Regions from separate parts of the Homo sapiens genome. Here region 1 is linked to region 2. The links are chromatin contacts, found by Hi-C or POLR2A ChIA-PET in ENCODE. All regions are on one chromosome and are shown on one strand. Each heading gives the region's core, a stretch centred on a gene start or an enhancer-like site at or near the end of the contact. The rest is flanking DNA. Distances are from core to core; before and after follow the strand shown. Region 1 holds the start of FBXL5 (F-box and leucine rich repeat protein 5). Region 2 holds the start of ZNF518B (zinc finger protein 518B).

What was found. A loop is a pair of places that touch in the nucleus more often than their neighbours do. ChIA-PET counts read pairs that join two places held with the same protein, here RNA polymerase II (POLR2A). Pooled maps may share reads with other maps.
Region 1: a map of CD8-positive, alpha-beta T cell shows a loop between it and region 2 (8-fold over the local background). The contact joins the promoter of FBXL5 here to the promoter of ZNF518B in region 2. A Hi-C loop is called at or near these places in 3 of 168 maps with a recorded cell type or tissue (CD4-positive, alpha-beta memory T cell, CD8-positive, alpha-beta T cell and naive thymus-derived CD4-positive, alpha-beta T cell) and 6 of 50 pooled maps. POLR2A ChIA-PET finds 5 or more read pairs at or near these places in 2 of 52 experiments (activated naive CD4-positive, alpha-beta T cell and naive thymus-derived CD4-positive, alpha-beta T cell).

What each region holds. Positions count from the first base shown.
Region 1 is chr4:15,652,984-15,659,449 of GRCh38, forward strand. FBXL5 (F-box and leucine rich repeat protein 5) reads right to left here and starts at 2,374. Exons shown (of 11, transcript NM_012161.4): 1 at 2,221-2,374. The coding sequence starts at 2,304. It also overlaps a transcript of FAM200B not described here. RefSeq lists silencers at 1,809-2,028, 2,059-2,128, 2,267-2,444, 2,369-2,478 and an enhancer at 2,779-2,898.
Region 2 is chr4:10,452,738-10,459,918 of GRCh38, forward strand. ZNF518B (zinc finger protein 518B) reads right to left here and starts at 4,689. Exons shown (of 3, transcript NM_053042.3): 1 at 4,580-4,689; 2 at 2,068-2,251. RefSeq lists enhancers at 3,755-3,814, 3,797-4,612, 3,875-4,034 and a silencer at 4,165-4,804.

The DNA.
Region 1 (6,466 bases), core at 1,124-3,623, 5.2 Mb after region 2:
TTTAAGATTACTGAACCATTACAAAATACTTATTTTCCACTCTAGCTCCCAAAGGACATCCTAAGAGAGATTTCCATTGGCTATCAGTATCAAGAAGAAATCCAGATGTAAAATTCCTATGCATTTTTTTTTCCCTAAATCGCCTCAGTTTCAGTTCAGAAAATTGGACTTTTAATCTTCGTGATAAACGTATACAACAATCTCATTAACTATATCTAATTAATTCAGAATTAGTAATAATTTTGACTTACACCATGTCAAATTGAAAATGCTTTATTAAACTAGTTATGCAAGTGGGAACATTACTGAAAAGACTCTTGGCTCAGATATCTTGTAAAAAAGCAACTGCATTTTCAAAATTTGTTCAAATACTCTCAACCACCAGGAAGAGACAGAAAAAGAGCGACTAACTTCTTGAAAATTTTAAAATAAGGCTGCTTAGCCTTAGTCTGCAAGTAAATTAAATTGTGATTCTTTATTTTGGGAGGTCACAATCATCTGGAAATCGATGAAAGCTACAAACACCCTAGGAAAATGGACACACGCACAAAATTTTCCATATAATTTCAGGTGATCCTAGGCTACCTCTCCACAGTCTAAAGTGGAGAGAAAACCTTGGATTCTGTTAGTCTTCACTTCCACTTTCGATTTTTGAGACCATTTTTTTTTTCTTTCCTGCTATTAAAGAATGGTGTCTGAATGAACGATATTCAAAAGCCAGAGAGGATAAAAACACTATAATACTGCTAAGTAAAAAATTCAGGGATATACCCTCTTGCTTAATGGCTTAACCATTCCTCATGCTTCTCCTAGATGAGTGGTTCTCACCCTCAGCTGCATACTGCACTCAAATGGAGAGCTTTAATCATTTATACCTGATGTCTGGGTGAAATCCTAATTTTAGTGACCTAGACATCAGGACTTCTAATAGTTTTTAGTTTAAGGCTAATAAGCAACCAAGGTTGCAAACCATTGTCCTAGACAGTCCTGGTGTTTCCAACTCATGTGAACTGGGTGTTTCTAAATTTTCAGAATGGAGGGAGGGAGAAGATGGAGTGCTAAGATTTGAAATTCAACGTCACTGCTTTAAATTGCTGGTCTTGAGTGTGGCCTAACAGTGAATACCCTGGGCATCCTCCAATCGCCTGGCTGAGCTATGAAACACCCCTCTTTTCTGTAGACAATGGTTCTGCATAATGCTATGCAATTTCTGAGAATTCCTAAAAGTTGATTTCTATGCTTAAACAGTAGTCATTTGAATGCTTTATTTAGTTGGATCATTTCCACAAGAAACGGGACTGCCTGAGGTTTGCAGATATCCATGACTTTCCCCAACATAAACTGACAAATACGTGGAATGTTAATATTGTTTTAAAATCACTAGCAAAGGGCCCTGAACCATCTCCACAAAAGTGCCTCTTCAGCTTATGCTGCACCAATTATGGGCCCAAAATGGTTCTCACAGTTAAACCAACTTTTCCTGAGGCCCCCTTTATTCGAGCTCATATAAAGAAATCCAAGAGAGAATTGCTGTCTTATAACAAAATCTACATCCAGTAAGTGTTCAGGGCAATAAAAGTTGCAAGGAAAACGATAACGACACATGAAGAGTGAAGGTTCTTCAGTTCTAAACTTGGCTTTTCTCCCAAATCAAACCAGTGAAGAAAGCCGGGGGTAAAAGGAACCGGGTAGCTGGGAGACGCTGCAGTTCCAGCCAGGAAGCCAGCGAGAGGTGCAGAGGATGGGTGGGTGTCTGCACGGAGAGCCCCGAACAGGCCCGGGGGAGTGACGGGGGACGGGAACAACTACTCGGTGCAGATGGGAGTCCACCGCAGGTGGCCGGCCGGGGCACCCAGGGCTTCGAGGAGGTAGGGCCGCTCTCCTTAGAGGCAGCAGCGGGAGTCCCAGCGCGGCGGTGGGGCCGGCCCGAGGGCGGCCAGTGACGCCGGTAGCGCCCCTCCTCAGCCGCCAGGCCCTCGGCAGGGGACGCCGCCCGCCCCGAGAGCACGTCCGAGGCGGCGGCCAGGCCGGCTCTGCGAAGGCCTCGCAGCGGGCGGGCAGGCTGCGGGAGCGGGCGGCGCTGACAGCTGCGCAGGCGGCTACTCGCGCGGCGACGGCACGGGGCTGCGGGCGCGGCGCAGGCCAGGCCGCCCCAAGAACCCAGCCCGCTCCCCATCGCCGCCCGCACCGCCCACAGCGGGAGGCTCAGCGCTCCGTTACCTTGTCGCAGTAGAGCCCCACCAGCTGCTTCATCCGCCAGTGTGGGGCGGTGAAGACGTCCACTTCTTCAGGAAAGGGCGCCATCGCCACTGCCTCAGCCTCCGCCTCAGCAGCCGCGGCCGCCGCCTCTCCATAGACACCCTCGCCGCGGGGCAGAGGCGGCGCGCCCCCTTGCGCATGCGCCCGCCCCGTCGGCGCGCGCGCCCGGTCGGCTTGGCCGGCGGGGACGCGGGGGCGCGCAGGCCGCCGCCATGCGATCCCTGCGGCCCACGTGACCGGGCGCGCGCAGAGGCTCGCGGCTTCTGCCTCCCGCCCCCACTCTTTTCGTTTTTTGTCGTCTTCATAAGCCGCAGAAGGAACCCAAACCTTTTCCCTGTTTCTTTCACTACATGAAAGCACAGTAGCTGAGGGTAGGGGAAAGTCGTTGCAGTGGCGCTCTCGGCGCTTCTCCCGTTGCTGCCCTGCCCACCACGGCCTTGAGGAGAGGCAGCCAAGCACAATGGCCGCGGTCAGGGCCGCGAGCTCTGCTTGTGCCCACGCCCCGACGCCTGCTTGGCCTGGGTGACCAATGCTTCTGGCCAGGACCTCCGGAGCTGCCCTTCGCCTCCCTGCGATTGGCCCGTGCCAGATTTTTCCTGGGGCCGAGCGCAGACCACCCCGGCCGCCACTCAAAGGCCGGGCCTGGCTCCCACCCAGCGGTTGGTGAACCAGAGCTGCGGGCTCTGAGAGCTTCGGTCCCGGGCGGCAGCCCACAGCGGGCGCGGGGCCTGGGTGCGAGGGGCGGGGCAGAGACCGCGAGAGAGAGTTCTCGTGAAATTCGGGAGACTCAACGTGGGGGAAAAACAGTATCTGGGGATCCAGGTGCGGAAATGCACCTCAAGTGCAGGAACGCGGGTCAGGGATAGGCCCGACGGGCCTTGGGGGTGGGGAGAAGGGTGAATAATGGAAGGTTGGTGCGGGAAAGAACCTTGGTACAAATCCCGCCATTTTAAGCGGAGGTTCGGAGAGAAAACAAGGTCACTAACCCAGGAAAATGTCTGCCTCTTTCCCATAAATCGCCTGGCCCTGGCCACAGACCTCCTGGAGACTCTGTTCTCTGCTCACGCCGGTCAGTCTTAGATTGGTTGGCTGGAGTACTGCTGGACAGATAGAGAAATAGGAGAAAACAGGGAAGCCTGAGAACCTTGGGAGGAATTGTTATTTGCTTAATGGCCAGAACCTCCAGGAGGGCAAGAACCAGATATGCTGTGTTCACCCTTGTTCTCTATTATCTATCACAGTTGCAAGACAACATGGGGATCAGTAAATAGTCAACAAATAATGGAGTAGAAGAAGGTGAGAAAGAACTTTGCAGTGGAATGCACCCTATTTAGTTCTAATCTTATATTACTATATGCTATTATAGACAGTGTGAACAGTGGTTAAACCACAGACTCTGGAAGTTAAGATTCCTGGTTTTGCCAGACACTAGCTATACAACCGTTAACAAGCTATATGACTTCTTTATGCCTCAGTTTGCTCTGACATGAAATGAAGCTAATAATACCTACCTCAGAATCTTTATGAGGATTTATATATTTGAAGCACTTATAACAGTACCGTCTGTAAGCTAGTAATACTTTTTTAAAGCAACTCTATGAGGTAGTGCTGCAGGAAATTAAGTCTTCAAGACATTCTAGTAGTTGCCTAGGGTCCCACAAATTAGTAAGTCAAAAATCTGTCATATAAATCTGGATCTGACAGTACCCCCAGAGTCATTGCATTAGTTGGGATACAGAGATGGCTTATTCACAGTCTGTCTTAAGAAGCAGGAATAAGGCTTAAGAAATAGAATAATAATAAAATATTTGATAAAGATTAATTTCTCTCTTCCTCCTTCTCCCTTTCACCCCGTTTCTCGTTCTTTTGCCAGGACTTTGCCTCTATATTTTTTAATAACCTCCAGAGAGCATTTTCTTATTTACCCTCTATTTCTTTACCTCATACTAATCTTTCACTCCAGCTATCTTGGAATGCAGAATCAGACCTCAGGTGAACCAGTTATATAGAGAAATGAGCTCCATGAGAACATGCACTTTGTTTTATCCTCAGCACTTAGAATGATGTCTGTCATAAAGTGAGTATTCAGTAAATATGTTGGAAAAAAGAATGAGGGTAGTTCATAGCACTGTGTAATTTCCTCATTTTTACTAATGTTTAATATGCTATGTTGTCTTGTCCAATCAACTGTTTGTGTCTGTGCTGTTCACTAGTGTATCCATCTGTAGAACCAGACACATTAAAAAGGTATTTGGCAACAACAACAAAAAAAGTCCATCCACACAGTTTCACTGTAACCCAGATTTGAAGCTCTATAATCAGCTGAAAAGTAGTAACAGCCACTTTGGACACTGGCCATTTCAAGGAATTTGTTTTAGATGACAAAATGAAAGAAAGTGATTTTAAAAATAATCCCTGTGAGTAATTTTTCCCATGGAAAGCTATTAACATTAGCTCCATATGCTGAATTATGTAGCAATTAATCACCTGATATATCCAAAATAAATGACTGACTTTACTGAACTTTAGCTCTAAAGAGGTCATTGATCAGTGTAGTATCATTACCATAGGTTACTGCAACTACAGCAGATTTGGGAGGGTTATTAAGACCAAGGTTGTCACTTTACCTCTCTGTGAGACCTTTTTGGATGTATGACAGCAGATAATTCCAACAGACCATCTAGCAATTGACCACCACAAGAAGTCTGAATAAGGCATGTGAACAGAGCAGTGAAAACCCACATTGTAGAATAACTGGTAGAATTGGTCGTTTCTCTTACCTACTCTCATTCTCTCTCTGGCAACCTAAAAATATAACTTATTCTGTTATCAATAGGCCTCTTCTATAGTAGTTTCCAAGCCTAATTTTGAGAACCCTGGAAAGGGTTATTGGCCAGGGAGGGTCAATTCTAAGGCATTTCACTCCGTTTGAGTATGTGACACAGCACTTTCCCTAATAGGGGATTAGTTGTGAAAACAAGCAATGAAAGAATGTTTACGTTTTGACCCAGTTGGAATCATAGTCCTCACTCAGTACCAGAGTTGATCCTTACTGTCCATCAAAATAGTCAATCAACAACTGCTGCAGCAGGCTGATTTAGGAATTGCTGTGGTTTGAATGTTTGTCCTTTCTAAAACTCATGCTGAAACTTAATCCCCAATAAGGCAGTATTAAGAAGTGGGGCCTTTAAGAGGTGATTGGGTCATGAAAGTTCTGCCCTCATGAATGGCTTAATTCATTCATGGATTAAAGGATTCATGGGTTATCATAGGAGTGGGACTGGTGGCTTTACAAGAGGAAGAAAGACCTGTGCCAGCATGCTGAGTCCCTCGCCATGTGATGTCCTGCACTGCCTTGGGACTCTGCAGAGTCGCCACCAGAAAAAAGGCCCTCATCAGATGCAGCCCCTTGACCATAGACTTCTCAGCCCCACACTGTAAGAAATAAATTCTTTTTCTTTATAAATTACCCAGTTTCAGGTATTCTGTTATAAGCAATAGAAAACAGACTAAGACAGGCACATACAGGATGATGTCTTAATCTACTTTCTCGATAGCCACAGAGGGCTTTCTGGTAGAAGTGGCCCTTAAGTTCAGCATTAAATATTAAGAAAAATTATCCATCTGGGACTCCAGAGACTTAATTTTTTCATATTCAGCGTTAAACTGGACACCCAATATGCAGCAGGAGCTTGAGATATAAAGTTGAATAAATCCTGATTACTGTTCTTGGAATTTCCCAGCTTTTAAACTCAGTTTCATACTATCCACCCCATCCTTAATCAGCTGCAGTGATCAATGTTTCTTCCTCATTAATTTCAGTCCCTCCTGTGCTTTAACTAAATAATATATTTAATGACAAAAAATCAGAAGAATGTCATAAATGGAAGGGTACCCAGTAAAATAATTAATTTCTTAGCAGTTTTAAGTACCTGACATTATGTAATAATGTTTATCTACATTCCCTGAACAAGTAGTAGGCATACATAGTAGGCATAAAATATTTCTTGCTGCATGAATGAGAATTTGAAAAGTTTTTACAAACCAAAATACTCCTGTTATTCAGTAATATACATATATGGTTTTTAAGAAAAACTAATCCAAACAAGCTATATTTAAAGTCCTAATTTCAACAATTGTTACCCTCCTTTAAAGGGTTCTCATTTTGACCTCATAAGCAAAAATTGATTCCTAAACTGGGTACTGG
Region 2 (7,181 bases), core at 3,439-5,938:
AAACAGATTTAAAAGAGGAAAAAAATCCATTAAGTGTCATAATCTTTTTGCCAAACTACCTTGCACTGAGATGACTGAATTGCAAATTGACTGCCATCCTGATGACGAAAAATACTTCCAAATGCTGCCGACAAATGTACCCATGCTTGGGATCCTAGATTTCCATCTGAAACCAAGTGTACTGCTTGGGCAGCAGAATGGACCAAGACAGCTGCAGGAGACAGCCTGATTCCTCTGCTTTTCCAGGTGAAAGCAGCTGAGTGTAACACAGTAGAGAATAATGACCTTGGGACAAGAAGAACAAGGTTCAAAACCTAGGTGTTTGGTTTACTAGCACATGATTTCAAACTTGTTAACCTATCTGAGCCTGAATGTTCTCACTTATAAAATGTGAATATTTCTCATTTATACAGCTGATGTGAGGACAAATGAGAAAAGGGTGTATGCAAGTGGGAGGTAACTTTATGCTTGGCAAAGAGTAGATGTTTCGTTAAGAAATCAGTCAATATATTTTTTTAAGATGGCTTCACAGGTAGAAGAGTCCAGTAATGTCCAGAGAAGCAGACACTGGTTAGCTTAACAAATGAATCTGATGAGGCAAAGGTCTGTATCAACATGAGTTCATTAGTCGGCAGGAAGTGAGGGTCTTCTCCCCACCCTGTCTACAGGGAGTATTTTGGAGATTGACTTGACACTGCTGTGCACATCAACTGAGTCTACATCAGGAAACAAAGGAAGTGATATTATAGGCTTTTTCTTAACATTTTAAGAAAAAAATATTTGTAAAAAAGAATTTAGAGTGCTTGATGTCTAAAACTTTGTATGTGAAAAAAAAATGTGAAAGAGCAAATATGCTCTTGTTAAGCATTAAAAATACATATATGGTAAAAATAAGGTAGTATCACACGGCATATTACAAAATTTTATGTCATGAAGCACATCAAATGACTCCGGGTCTCTGAAGGTGCTAAAAATGAGACGTATATTTTCACATTTCTTTTTTGCCTTAAAAATTTGCAGAAAGAAATGGATTCAGAGTTTAATAAAACAGTATAATCAAGCACAGAAAAAATATCTCCCATTAAACCAGTAGTTCTTAACCTTGGTTGCATTAGGGCAATTGGCCTGTCATGTGCCCGGGATATTATTTTTTAAAGGAGGTCCCTGGGACAGCTGGTCACCCCACTGCACACCAGAATTACTTGGAAGCTTCAAAAATAATGATGTCCCCCACCACCCGCAAGACTCCACTGTAACTGGGGAAGAGGTGGGGATACTGGGATCTTTAAAAGCTTCCCAGGTGATTCTCATATGCAGCTATGCAGCCAAGGCTGCAAACCACCTGATACTACAGGTGCAGGTGCACTTGGGAATGGCAATAGTAATATCGACATCCTTGTACAAGATTTTATATTCTTGTGGGTGCCTGGAGGTGGGGTGAGGCCACCACCCCTGGGCTGTCATGGGGCAAACAGACAAGCAGACTCAGGGTTCCACCCTTGCCTAGCCCTGTGACCTTGGAAACACCAATGATGCTCTCTGTAAGATGTATAATGAGGTATCTACTTTGTAGATTCTTAGAAATTTGAATGTTCCTGGCACAGTGCCTGGCATAGTGTGAGTACAATGAGCACTGCCCAGGACTGTTTTATCCCCACACCTGCTGTGGGCTGCTGTTTTTAAGGAGTCTAACAGAAGATGGAGATAAGTAAATGGGTATGATAAGTAGAGTAGTGAATGTTCTATCAATGATCTGATCAGAGTGCTCTCCCAGAGGCTGGCTGCTTGTCAATCACGGAGCACCTTGGCCCAAGTCAGATGGAAAGAGTGCCTGCATGAGCAGGTTCCTATGTTACCTCGAAACTTCTCAAAGCCAGCCTTCAGTTATCTGCTTCTTCCCTGATTAACAGGTCTGGAGAAGCTATATGGCTTTTTGAAGATCACAGAGTTGGTGAACAGCTGCAACTGGGTCCAATCTTACATTCTTTGTTTTCTGCTACCCTGCTGTGTGAAGCTGTGAAATGAAGCCATAGTCAGTATCTGCTGCCACTTGAGCACTGTTCTTACTTCCTGCCTGTAGCCTTGGAGTTGCAGATGTAAGTCAAAACCGTGGCAAGTCCCATGGGCTCTTCCTTCTCTTTCAGGCCTTCTCTTCTCAGGCGTGGACTGCCATGAGTTTCACAACCTCAGGCCCTGGTGTAGGCTTCTACATCAGAACCCTGGGCGTCAGCAAGGCGCTGCACAAAGAGGCCTGCAACAGAAGCCAAACACTTGGGTTTAAGTCCTGGACCGGCACAGCCTTGGTTTCTCAGAGTGTTGAAGATAAGGGGAATGAGCCCCAGAAGTGGTTCTCAAGCAGGGGTGTATGGCAAAGTCACCCACGGAACTTAAAAAGGATTCCCAGGACTCACATGCAACCTAGCAGATCAGGTTACCATTTCCTAGGGTGGGGCTCAGGCATATGGTTTAAAATTCTCCCTAGTTGATTTTGATGCCTCCCCACCCTCACCCTATGATGACAATGTTTAGACTGGCTGATCTGTAGCTGCTTTCACTCCAAGGATGAATCCTGGAAATTGCAGTTAGCTGAGTTTGCATAACAAAGAAAATGCAGTAGACAGCAGGCAGTTTGAGAACAATCATGATTGGGGAAACCCTCCCTGGTAAGGATCTTGTTTATCATGATCAATAGCGAAGGGTTTGGCCAAGGAAGGCACTCAATAAGGTTCGTACTGGTTGAAAGAATGAGTGAATGAATGAATGAAAGAGCAGGCTTCACAGAGACAAAAATAAAATGTTCTTTGTTCTTCCTTTTGCACAAAAACTGGCCCCGATGCCCTTACTTAAAGGCAAATAAATCTCTAGAGATCTAAATGGATTTTTTTAATTGCCATTTTGCATTTTTAAGATCTTCAGATCGGGTATAATACATCAGAAAGGAGTCCCAATAAATAAAGGAATGCCATCCTTTGTCTGCTCTTTTCAAATTGCATTTGCAATGAATGTTATCAGCATAGCAAACTGTCTACGCAAAAAAGTGTTATTTTTGAAGGCTAAATTTGATCCAAGATGAAAGTAACTTTTAAAAATTGCATCCTAGTTAAAGATATCAATATCACACAATTTTAAAAAAGAACTATTTGTATTCTACTCAAAGAGACAACAGTATATAACATTGGTTTCTAAAACAATATTTTCTGAACCCTTGGCTGTGTACTGACATCATATGCTGGGCTGAACTTTGCATATGTGACTCAAGAGAGAGAAAAGAGATGTATTCCCATCCTCAGTCTCTGCTCTACTGTAGAAGAGTACTGCAAGCTTCTAGAGACCCAGGTTTGTCTTAATTCTTGGTGATTTCAAGTCTAAACTTAAGATGGTTTAAAGAGTCTAACACAACATTAGAGTTTAGCTACGTAGATTTGTACTTTTAAATAGGACATAATGCTCTGTAGTTTTTTTTTTTAATGTTACGTTGATAAATCGTTCATTATTACAATTTTTAAAGTCAGAGGTATTGTAACGGGATACATTAACTACCCAACTTATAAAGACTTAAGTGTTTTCTCCCGTTCGCTCTTTTGGCTTTTCCTTTCTGGTTAAGAAACTTTCATTCTTTTGAACCCTGCAATTTCTTGGCTTTACAGAGCCCCAAACCCCAAAGACACCAAGATAAGACGGGCAGGCCGGTATGGGGAGGTCCCACAATGACATCAGCATTTGGAACAATTCAAACCTTCACCATCTCTTCTCAACCTCCTATGTCCTCGCCCCCCGTAAAAGATGCGCAGGACCTCGATGGACGAGCCCACCCCTGACCCTCTCAAGGAAAGACAATGCCAGGCTGGTTTTCGAGTTTATTGTCGGCACGCTCCCCCGATGGCAGGCAGCATCCGAGGCGAGCGCGCCTGAGCCTGGGCGCTCGGAGGACGAGGCCAGGTGCATCGGGCGCATCGTCGTCTCCCAGGCGCGTCCCGCTCGCCGCGAGGGAAGGCCGGGGTTCTTCCAACCGAAGAAAACCAAAACCGTCAACGCTCAGCTCCGAGGCCCGCAGGAGGCTTTAAAAATGGCCTCCTGACGACACTTCCTGCTCGGCGCGGACGGTAGGAGCCCTCGGAGGAGGCATCCTTCATAACGCTGGGGGCGGGGAGCGCAGGCCGGGCCAGCGGCGCCACACGAACGGCCCCGCGGGACGCTGCCACCCCCGCCTCGGTCGCCCCGGCGCGTCGGCCGAGTCCGCGGGGTCGCGGCGCACAAAGGCGAGCTGGGGGCGCCGGGCCGGACCCCGACCCTAGGCCAGGCCCGCGTACCTGCTCAACGCGCGCCAAGCCGCGGCCCGGGCCCCCACCCCAGCCGGTGCCCCACGCCCACCAGCCGGAGCCCGCGTTCGGCCTACCCGGTGCCACTTGCCACGACGCCAGCCCTCAGCGCGGGCACGCGGGGCCGCGGCCGCTCGACCCGCCCCGGCCTGGCCCCGTCAGGCCCCCGCCCCGCGCGCCCCCACGACCCGGCCGCAGCTGGCGCTTCGGTCACGTACACGCGGATCCGGGGGCCCTCGCCCTCCCGCTCAGCTACTTACCCGGCAGGCCGGATTCGGGTGCCAGGTCCCGGCGAAGGGGCGTCTACACCGCCGGCCGCAGACCGCCGGCGCCGCGCCCGCTGTAGGTCCCTACCCGGGGGGCGGAGCCCGCGCCAGCCCCGCGCGTGCGCAATGTGAAGCGGCGGCGCGGCTCCAGCGAGGCCGGCGCCTGAGGTCTCTAAGGCTGCGCCCGCCCCCGCCGGGCTTCTAAGCTGTCCAGAGCGGGGAGCCTCAGACCCAGCCGAGCCCCACTTCTGGGCTTAGAGCTTGACCCAACACGTTCGCACCGTAGCGAGCGAGGTCCACATTTAGCCATGCCGCAGGCAAAAGAAGGATTCGGCTTCGGTCCTGGCCCAGTCTGCCATCCCGGGGCGCCTGCCTTGTACCGGGTCCCGCGGAGGGCGGCCTTGGCGCCTGCCTCCCTGGAGCCTGCAGTCCTGCAGTGGGTGAGTGAAAGCGAGAGAAGAGGAGCTCAGGTCCTCAGCCTCCAAACTCGTCTTCTTGGAGAGCTTCAGTGAAGGAGATGGCCTTGAAGTCCTGGGTACAAATCCTGACTCTCCCTACTCCTTTACATCTTAGCTGCTGGACCTTGGCGAGAAAGTCCCCTGACCTCTCTCAGTGTCTTCATTTCTGAAGACGGGGAAGGTCGTATGTGAGGCGCAAAGCCTCCTCTAGCAGTTGGGCGTTGCGAGGGTCAGAGGGGACAATGACTGTGGGAGTCTGGAGAGGGTGTGAGCTCATTTAATGCCAGAGTTTCTTTCCTGCCTCCTGGACTTCGGTGCTATTTTGGGCGAGCCAACTGCCCTCTAGATACACCTGCATCTACGGTCCGGAAGGAAGACATATTTAGAATAGAGCCTCTAAGAGGAAAGAAGAAGACCATATTGCCAGGTCCCGCACAATCAGTGACTCCCCACAAAGTGAAACAGCTCTCCAGCAGGGGCAGGTTGAGGCATGGGAGCAGCGTCACTGGGAAGTACAGTTTCTTCGGGATGAACAGCTAAAGTTTATTTCAAAGCTCTGGAGGCGGGGGCGGGGCAAGGCTGGTTTCCATCACCTTCCTGTTGGCGGCCAAAGGTCGGCGTGCACGGACAGCGGCCAGTATGCTGCACGGAGGAGATGTGGGCCTGGGCAGTACTGCCACACGGAGAAGCGGAGTTGAAGAAGACAGGCTCAGCCACAAGTCCAGCAGCTGGGCAAAACCTCCACCACTAAAGTATCAGGAGCTGGGCAGAGAAAATAGCAGCCCAGAGAGCAAATCCTTCTTCCTGCCCTAGGCTGCAGTGCTCCTAACCTCGGTCCTGATCAGGGAGCTGCTAGGGTCCTGGTTTTCTATCTCCTAGGGCTCAGAAAAGCTAAGGAACCTCTTCTCAGAAAAACACATTTATGTGCAGATAGCACCTATCAGAGAGAATATGCCAGAGAGTTCAAAGTCTCCCTCAAGAGTAGGGTCAAGTTGGGAAAGGCATTGAGAATCCAAACTAGGAGCCACTGCCTGAAAATCTCTAGTGGCAAACAGAGCCACATCAGGAAAAACTATTAATTCTAAGTATTGGAGAATCTGAGGTCTAGACATTAGAAAATTGTCCTAAACTTTATAAGGAGAGGCAACTCTCCTTATAACTTCTACTCATGCATCACAGTTCTGCCCTCTTAAGTCACACAGAATTGATGTAAGGTACCTGTGGGTCTCCTGGGAGTTTTTCTGAAGTGAGAACTGGTTATAAATCCCAGTTCGGCCACATAGAAGTTGTGAGCCTGTCTGAACCTCAGTTTCTCATGTAAAATTCAGTGAAAAATAGGTCCTTCCTCCCAAGGGGGTTGTCAACATTAAACAAGAGAAAGCAAGTCAGGACTTATCACAGTCCCTGGCAGATAGAAGTGACTGTTAACTTACTCTTCAGTAGCCCAAATTCAGGGAGATGAAATGCTTTGTGGAGTGTCTGGAAATGGAGTGTTTACAGCCTGAAAAAGGGTCAAGGAAAAATAGAAACTACTTCAGCAGAAACCTTTAAGGCTGATGTCCCTAAAAGTCTTTTGATGCTTGCAAATGTGAATCATCACACGTTCCCTACACGTCTGCCCTTCATGTCTTCTTCTCCACCCCCCAGCTTAGTTTGCCTAAATTCCGTGGATCACTTCTGTCACGAGTTGAATTATGTTTCCCAGAAAAATACGTTGAAGCGCTAATATCCCCCACCCCCAACTTATGGATATGACCTTATTTGGAAACACGGTCTTTACAGATGTAAGACAAGGTCATTAGGGTGGGCCCTTATCCAATGTGAATGGTGTCCTTACAAGGGACACCATTCTGTGTCTCTGTGAAGAGACGCAGAGAAGAAAATGCCATGAGAAGACATGGAGACACACAGGGAGAAGAAGCCATGGACAGAGGCCGAGATTGGAGTACACAGCCACAAACCAACGGCTGTTGGAAGATGGAAAAGGCAGGGAGGATCCTCCCCTAGAGGGTTCAGAGGGAGCATGGCCCTGTGGACCCCTTGATTTCAGACTTCTGAGCCGACAGAACTGTGAGACAATACATGTTTGTTTGGTACAGCCACCCTAAGAAATCAATGCACCCTCCTAGTTATGACTA